2 separate regions of the Mus musculus genome follow, and region 1 is linked to region 2. The links are chromatin contacts, found by Hi-C or POLR2A ChIA-PET in ENCODE. All regions are on one chromosome and are shown on one strand. The core of a region is the stretch at or near the end of the contact, and the rest is flanking DNA. Distances in the headings are between cores, read along the strand shown.

What was found. A loop is a pair of places that touch in the nucleus more often than their neighbours do. ChIA-PET counts read pairs that join two places held with the same protein, here RNA polymerase II (POLR2A).
Region 1: a loop to region 2 is called in a map of heart, with 2.2 times the contacts of the local background. The contact joins the enhancer-like site here to the promoter of Usp22 in region 2. A Hi-C loop is called at or near these places in 3 of 37 maps with a recorded cell type or tissue (heart and left cerebral cortex). POLR2A ChIA-PET finds 5 or more read pairs at or near these places in 2 of 5 experiments (both embryonic stem cell).

Annotation. Positions count from the first base shown.
Region 1 is chr11:61,618,666-61,622,777 of GRCm38, reverse strand. No RefSeq gene overlaps it. Among named protein-coding and RNA genes, the nearest start is that of Grap, 33 kb to the left of the region's middle. Within about 2 kb of position 2,840, at least 3 of the 3 ENCODE cell types and tissues checked have a DNase peak (open chromatin) inside an H3K27ac peak, as active enhancers do; they include heart and left cerebral cortex, where a contact is called at or near this core.
Region 2 is chr11:61,173,097-61,177,627 of GRCm38, reverse strand. It overlaps Usp22 (ubiquitin specific peptidase 22), which reads left to right and starts at 2,569. Exons shown (of 13, transcript NM_001004143.4): 1 at 2,569-2,913. The coding sequence starts at 2,743.

The sequences.
Region 1 (4,112 bases), core at 1,591-4,090, 440 kb before region 2:
GACACAAACCACCACTTTGGACTTTTAAAAATATTTAGTTAGGTAGGTAGTTCATTTGTTATATGTGTATGTCCACCGTGTGCATGCAGGAACCCATGCAGATCAGAAGAAGCAATGGATCTCCTAGAAATGGAGTTACTGGGTGGGAGTTGCCATGTGGATGCTGGGAACTGACCTTGGGTCCTCTGTAAGAACAGAAAGTGCACTTGAGTGCTGCGCCATCTCTCCAGCACCCTCCAGCTCTTACACAGCTGCTTGGATTCACACTCTCGTCCTCACATGTCCGCAGGAACCACTTTGCATTATTTTTTTTGTTTTTGTTTTTGGGTTTTTTTTTAAAGATTCTAGATGGTTTTGTGTGTATGAGTGTTTGCCTGCACATATATATGTGTACCACAAACATACCTGGTGCCTACAAAAGCCAGAAGAGGGTATTGGGCCCCTTGAAACTGGAGTTACAGGTGGTTAGGAGCCACAGTGTGTGCGTGAGAATCCAGGCCTGCTTAATCCCTTAGCCATATCTCCAGCCCCTGTCTTAAAACAGAACCAACAACAAAAACAAATTTATTTTAAAAGATCAGTTGCAGACACACAACCACATACACTATGCTGGTGAGTTTTTCTGCGACAAGCTAGAGTCATCTGAGAAGAGGGAACAGCAACTGAGAAAATGCCTCCATCAGACTGGCCTGTAGGAATGTCTATGGAGGCATAGTTTTTGTTTTTGTTTTTGTTTTTAAGGTTTTTTTTTTTTTTTTTTCGAGACAGGGTTTCTCTGTGTAGCCCTGGCTGTCCTGGAACTCACTCTGTAGACCAGGCTGGCCCTGAATTCAGAAATCCACCTGCCTCTGCCTCCCGTGTGCTGGGATTAAAGGCGTGCTCCACCACGCCCAGCTTTTCTTTTTTTTTAAAGACAGGGTTTCCTGTAGTCCATGAAAGTTCAAGATGGCCTTGAACTTCCAAGGATGGCCTTCAATATCTGATCCTCCAGCCTCTGCCTCCAGAGTGCTGGGATTAAAGGTGTATGCCACCGCACCCGGCCCGAGACATATTCTTAATTAATGACTGATGTGGGAAGGCCCAGCCACTGTGAGCAGTGCTACCCCTAGGCTAGTGGTCGTAGGGGCAAAAGGACCATGGGGAACAATCCTGTAAGCAGCTCTCCTCCCTGGTCTCTGCCTCAGTTCTTGTCTCCAGGTTTCCACCTTGAATGCCTGCCCTGACTTAATGATGGGATGTGAGCCAAATAAGCCCTTTCTTCCCCAGGTTGCTTTTGGCCCTGGTGTTTCATCATAGCGACAGAAATCAAATGAAGACACACATAATTAAAAATAAATCTTGAAAAAAAAGAGTAACCAAGGAAAACACCCATTGACCTCTATCCTCCACGTGTGCACACGCGCGCGCGCGCACACACACACACACTATTTATTAACCATTTTTAATAAAGCTATGGGACAATCCTTGCACCCCTAAATTTTTAGGTAAATATTTGTGTATTTTATGTGCATGTGAGTGTGTTTTGAGAAAAAGTCTGCAGGTGCAGAAGCTAGAGCCTCCTGCAGGTGGTGAGGACAGATTTTTTTTTCTCCATATTATTTCTGTTTGTTTGTTTGTTTGTTCGTTTGTTTGAGACGGGGTCACTCTGCATGGGTATGTATGCCAAACTGGTGAGTTCTGCTTCCCTCAGCCATCTGAATGCTGGGATGAAAAGCATGTACCACCACGCCTGGCTTTCCCATTCTACCATTCTGTCTGTCTATATCTACCTACCTACCTATCCGTGTGTGTGTGTGTGTGTGTGTGTGTGTGTGTGTGTGTGTCCCAGCACGTGAGAGCATTCTCACTGCCACAGTGCGCTTGGGCAGGTTCTTGAGTCTATTCTCCTCTAAGTCATCAATATAGCCTAGATTTTTTTCCTAAGTGCACTTAAAAAAGAAAAGCTCTGGGAATGGAAGCCAAGGCTGTACAAACGTTAGACAACTTCCAACTCACCGCTTTCCCTTTGCCTTTTGACTCTCTTGACTTTCTGCCCAAACCCTCCTTCGAATCGGTTTATCCTCCACCATCACACCACCCTCTTCAGGTACCAGTTAAGTAAAAAAATTCCTTAAGTTTCTTTCACTGAGTAGAGAGACCCATCCCTTCACAGGCTCAAGAACCAGGCGTCCAGGGTGCGCCTTACTCGGTCCACAACGGACAGTTTCAACGTGTAGGAGTGCGGTGGGAAGCCGCATGCGCAGGGACGAGCACTTTCCCCGCGATGTGCAAACAGCACCACCGCCCTTCTGCCCTCTTGCGGCAGGCACCTTAGGCCTCCCTCCTGCCGCCGTTCTGGATGCTCAAACCACCAAAACCCAGCCCAGCGCAGGCATTTGGCCACCCAGGCTGAGTTTCCTCAGATGTAGAGACCCACACAGAGACCAGAAAGTAAAGTGTGTGTGGTAGCTGCAGGCAGGGTGGGGTAGGGTGCAGACCCCCAACTGTCCAACCCACGGAACTCAATCTCCAAGTTTCCAGTTTTGCCCTCAGACCCAGCCCCCCCCCCCCAGCTCTGCGGACTCAGCACCCACCCCGACCCAGCTTTTGGTATCCCAGCTTCCCCAGCTCCCCATCCCCCACCCACCCACCACGCCCAGCTCCCCAGCCTCACAGGTGGCCGTCACTCCTAGTCTCTCTGCTCCCTAGTTCCCCAGTTCCCGACTCTACAATCCCTTAACCCCGTTCCCGCAGTATCTCAGCCCCACAGCTCTCTAGACACCCCCCTCCCCCAGTCCTCCCCCATCTCAGCGCCCCCACCCCCCAGCATCACAGGGCGCGGTCGCGAGGGCAGTTGGCCAGGAGCGGCCAGCTGGGGGCGCTTCTGCCTTGCGGTTCCTGCGCTCGGGAATTTTCCACCCCAGGAACTCACAAATTGTTCTCCCATTATCTGATTTAAATAAAATGTGTATGTGTGTATTTTAAAAAGCTCTGATGGGTCAGGCTCACTGAGGTAACAATACAAACAAGTACTGCCAACCAAGAACGCGACCAAACGCTGAAGGAGCCTGGCCTCAGTCAAAGAAAGCTTGCTCTCTTCCTAAAGGAGATGGATAAACAATCGGACAGCAGGTTTGATTTGGTTTGGGGTCAACCCGCTGTCACTGAACTGCACCCCAACCAAAGATGGCAATTCTTCAGAATTTAAATTCTAATTCAGATGCTCGTAAGGAAACCCATGGTTTCATAGTGATATTGTGTTTCAAACAAAACAAAAGAGACACAGAAAATGAAACAAAAATTCACAGACCATTACTCTTTCTTTTACAATACTTCCTCCTTCTCCTCCTCTTCCTCCTCTTCCTCCTCCTCCTCCTCCTCCTCCTCCTCCTCCTTCTTCACATTGAAATGTAGACAGATGTAGTTGTGCATGGCAGCCTGTGCCTTTAATTCCAGAGCTAGGAAACTAGAGGCAGCTTTTTCTGAGCTCCAGGCCAGCCTGCTCCACAAAGTGATTTACAGGCCAGCCAGAGCTTCATAAGACCCTGCCTTAAAGATAGATAGATAGATAGATAGATAGATAGATAGATAGATAGATAGATAGATAGATAAAAAAGGCATAATAAAAACAAAGCAAACAAACACACTGGTGGCTGTGTGGTAGGGACTCATACTTTATATTTCTGTACATGTTCAAAAATTGCTAATTAAATAAAATTTAGTCTTGTCCACCTGTAACCCCATTATCCAGATGGCGGTGGCAGAAAGATTGATGCAAGTTCTAGGTCAGGCAGAATCTCTCTATCCAGTACATTAATTTCAGTACGGGGACAGAGTCTGTAGGAGACAATGCAGTGTTTGAGAAAGAATTAAAGTTGTCCTCACACCATGATGTAATGAACAGACCGACAGAGCGAGCATTAGGAAGAAATTGCCAGATCAGCGTGTGCTGCATGGTAGAGCATGCGCTTTGTACACACGGGACCTTTGGCTTCATCCCCAGTTCCCCAATGACCCCTCAAATAAGAACTGCTTTCTCCTTCTGCTCCAGACACTCTCAAGATGGGGCCACCGTCAGTATCCCCTCCCTCCTCAGGGCGGGCACACACACACACACACACACACACACACAC
Region 2 (4,531 bases), core at 1,320-3,819:
CCCTAACTAATCACCAAGTTATAAATCGGCAGATAATTTTGATTTTATTCTTGTAGACATTAAAGAGTAGGAAATAAAACACACAAATTACATCCTCATCAACTCTTCATTGGGAGTAAAAAAACCTAGGGGCTGGGAATGTGGCACCAGTGTTAAGGGTACTTGCCTGGCACTCATGAAACCCTGGGTTTGGTCCCTAGGCCCTCACACACTGGGCATAGTTATGTGTACCTATAATCTCAGCACTCAGCAGGTGGATACAGAAGTTGGGTCATCCTTAGCTACAGAGTGAGTTTGAGGTCAATCTGGGCAAGATGAGACCCTGTCTAAGCTGTACCCACCCCCAAACACACACACACACACACATACCTAACAAACAAAAAAAGGTAAACTAAACAAGTAACTGTCCCCTGACAGATATAGTGATACATTCTTTCAAGTGAATCAGGTAGTGGGGGTGGGGTGGGAAAGTGACTGCCATTGTCAACAGGGTGACAATGGAACACTTTCACTGTACAGGGAGTTTCTGGTGAAGCCTGGCAGGTGAGGGAGTATGAGATTTGGGGTGTGGTGGAAAGCACTTTAGGAAGGGGCTCTGGATGTCTGCTAATTTGTCCTAGACCCAGGTCCCCCTCATCCCACCAGACAGGGTTTCTCTATGTAGCTCTCACTCTCCTAGAACTTGCTCTGTAGACCAAGGCTGGCCTCAACTCAGAGGTCCACCTGCCTCTGTCTCCTGAGTTCTAGGATCAAAGGCATGCACTGCTCAACACGGAGTCTTTGTTCTAGTTTTCCGTCCATTAAACTCCACAACTTCCGGATCATGGAAGTCTTGGCAGCAGTTGCTGTTTTGTTTTGTCCCACCTGTGTTGGATTGCAGTAAAATAGCCAGCAGTGGGATAAGAATACCTGAACAGCATCACATGTAAGCCAAGGGCTTCCCAAGACAATGACTGTACTTGAAAGGTTTTGTGTGTGTGTGTGAGTGAGTATGTTCCCTCACAATATGCCCTGAGTGACTCATTCACACACAGAAGTCCTTTAGTAAGCCAAAACCCTCATGCTCAAGTCCTAACTATAAAATGATGTAATATTTGCCTCTAACCTATATGGTCTGTATGCATCTTACCAGCTTCCCCACCCCACCCCTTCCTCTTTTTACTATGAGTCTCACTATTTGCTCTGGCTGACCACAAACTCCGGGCTCAAATGATCCTCCTGCCTCAACCTGAGTAGCTCCCAAAATATTCATATACACAGACACACCAACCCCCACCCACCCCCTTCTCTATGCTGTAACTCCTCTCTGGGTGATACTCAAATGCCAACTAAGATAGCATGCTAAGCCATATCTAAGCCTGAATACGACCATCACTGCTCTAAGACCAAGCTGGTACTCATTGGACAAGCCACAACTGCAATTGCTCCTCGGAACCATGACATCAAAATGCCTGTCGGCAATTTTTCTCGGCTGTCTTGTCTGCTAGCTGCTGTTACTGCAGTACACCGATGAACTCTCTACTTCTTCTGCCTTTTCTGTCTTGGAGAATTATTTCACTGCTCCACATCATGGGTACCTGTCTGCCTGAGTTTGACACCTAGCTGTTATCCTGTTTAAGGTATAACAGGAGAGAGGTGTCTATTTACTCGGTATATACAATTTGTAGGGCAGAAGATCAATATTTTCTCTTCTGAGTTGGTTTGCTGCACATCTGTGTAACCCTCAGATAGGAGAGCTAAATGCATCATAGCTCTATACTGTTCCTACTTAATAATAGAGTGTAATGTGGCTAGTACAAATTGAATTGCTATACCAAACCTGTATAACACGATATTTCAAAGCCAATGTAAAAATTTGACTTGATATTCTGTCTTTATTTGACTGCTTGTTAAAATTAATTTTATCTTTCTTGGTGCAAAATATTGTACAAAATGTAGCCACTAAAAAAATTCGTATACCAGTTGGCATTCTAGTTCAATAGGATAACGCTGAATAATATCCTAGGGAAGGGAAGATCTGTATTCTTGCCACGCCCAATCTCCAGCTGTGGCATTGCGGTACCCAACACAGTCGCCAAGATGGCAGTCTCTGCAGAAACGCCCACACTAGGAACTCCAAGGACCAACAAACAGAACCTAGAAACCCTCCTTTCAGAGAACTCGCAGACGCAGGCCCTACCCTGCCCCACCCCTCCGTCGCCCCGCCTCTTTGCGGCAGAGCTCAGGCCGGTGCAAACCGGTTCAGTGGCCTGACTGACACTCAGTTTTACCCAATCCTCAGCACGCCCCGCCTTCCAAGGAGAGACTCGAAACGTCAAATCGCTGGCGTCTCCGGAGGCGGTTCGAAAGCCTATAATAGGCGCAGACCGTGTCTTAGACCGGCAAACCACCAATGGTGTGACGCGAGGGCGGGACCCTGTTGACCCAACCCGAGGCCTTCGGCTTTTCTCTGGAGCCAGCGGGCGAGAGGAGGGCTGATAGGCGGGGTCTAGAGCAGCGGAGCCTGCGCACTAAGGCCGCCGGCCTGGGTGACGTTATCCTTTCCCGCGGACAGCTCCGCCCTGTCCCGCCCAGCCTCGCCCCGCCCTCCTCGAAGTCAGAGGGTGCTGCGCGTGCGGTGGGTGCTGCTGTAGCCTGCCTGAGTTCTCAACGCGGTCTTTGTCCCCCAGCTTTGTTCTCGCCGCCCTGGCGTCGTCCTCGCCCCCGTCGCCGCCTGCCCCGCGCGCCCGGGCCTTGCCCGCCATGGTGGCCAGGCCGGAGCCTGAGGTCGAGGCCATGGACGCTGAGCTGGCGGTACCGCCGCCTGGCTGCTCGCACCTGGGCAGCTTCAAGGTGGACAACTGGAAGCAAAACCTGCGGGCCATCTACCAGTGCTTCGTGTGGAGCGGAACTGCCGAGGCTCGCAAGCGCAAGGTGAGCCCAAGGCTTGCGCCGCTCTGCGGGCTGGGAAGCGGGGAGTGTAGGTGGGAGAGGGAGAGGGGAAGCCTGGTAGTCGTGGGGAGGGAGCCTGGCCTTGCGGGGAGGGCGTGAGGGGAAGCCTTGCCGTGAGGGGGTGGGGCCGAGGAATGGGCAAGGCGAAGCCTCGCGGTGCAGGGAAGGGGCTAGAGGAAGCATCCCGGTGCAGGAAGGGGGACTAAGGAGAACCTCGCAACGTGGGGAGGGGGCTAGAGGAAGCGTCGTGGTGCAGGGAGGGGGCTAGAGGAAGCATCACGGTGCTGGGAGGGGTCCAGGGACCACCTAGTGGACGCTGTTGGGAGTGTGGCGGTGGAACCCACGATGGGAGGGGGAGGGGTATCTGAGTAGGAGGAGGAAGATCTGTCTGGACATTCCATTGAGGAGTATTTGTCTGTAAAGGTAGTGGTGGGGGCCTGGGGTCTGCAGGGTAGTTCCGTGGATAACAGCTCGTTCCCGGGGCTGAGACCCTTCGCGGACACCTGAGGCTGGCAGGGCCTCCGCGCACTCGAGTTGAGAAGCGAGATTTTTAGGACGTAGGAGGTGATTGACAACCGCAGCCTTCGAGAGTGGCTATTTTGTTGTTTTGGGTCCTGTAAATCTCAGCAACTATGATGATTTTATTAGTGATTTGGAGATGGGAAAACATTATTTTCTAATTTAAAAAAAACTTCATAATTACAATTTGATTTTGAAGGTGAAAAGTGGAATAGAAAATTTTGATTGTTTCTATCTTGAGTAGCATTTTATAACGGGAGAACTGACAAATCTGCTGGGTGTTTCATGTTAAGCATCAAACTCTCCCTCTTTAGTTTCTCGAGGCAGGACTTCTCTCTATAGCCCTTGGCGTTCTTTTCTTTTTTCTTTTTTCTTTTCTTTTTGGTTTTTCGAGACAGGGTTTCTCTGTGTAGCCCTGGCTGGCTTCGAACTCAGAAATCCGCCTACCTCTGCCTCCCGAGTGCTGGGATTAAAGGCGTGCGCCACCACGCCCGGCTGCCTTTGGCAGTTCTTAAACTCGATTTGTAGATAGCTGGCCTCTAACTCACACAGATCCACAGGCCTCTGCTTCCAGAACGATGGGATTAAAGGTGAATGCAAACCACACCCCCCCCCACTCCCACCCCGGCCTAAATTCCCCCTTTTTAAATCAATCGTGGCCATAATATAAGTCTTTGAGGGCGTTAAAGGCTTATGTTCTGTAAGAGTCTTTTAGGATTGGAGCAAGAGTTTTGGTAATAGAAGCATATGATAAAAAAATTACTAGAGTTGTCTTACTTTGTATTTTGAGACAGGAGCCTTTCTCTGTGGTCCAGACTTAACCACCCAGTCTTCCTGTCTCAGCCTCGTGAGAACTAGGATCACAGCAGTAAACGGTCACTGATCCATTCTGTTGCTTCTTGGATTGAGATGTGCTATAAAGTCATTTTTACATTGGGATTAAATGGAGGAATCTTCCCCTTTCTCTTTCCTTGTTTTGCTTTCTTCATCTCCCCAGACTCTTAGTTTTGTATAGCACTACACAAGGAAATGAAAAGTTTCCTTTTTAATTAGGGCTGCTCAGCTCAATGTTTAAATCTCC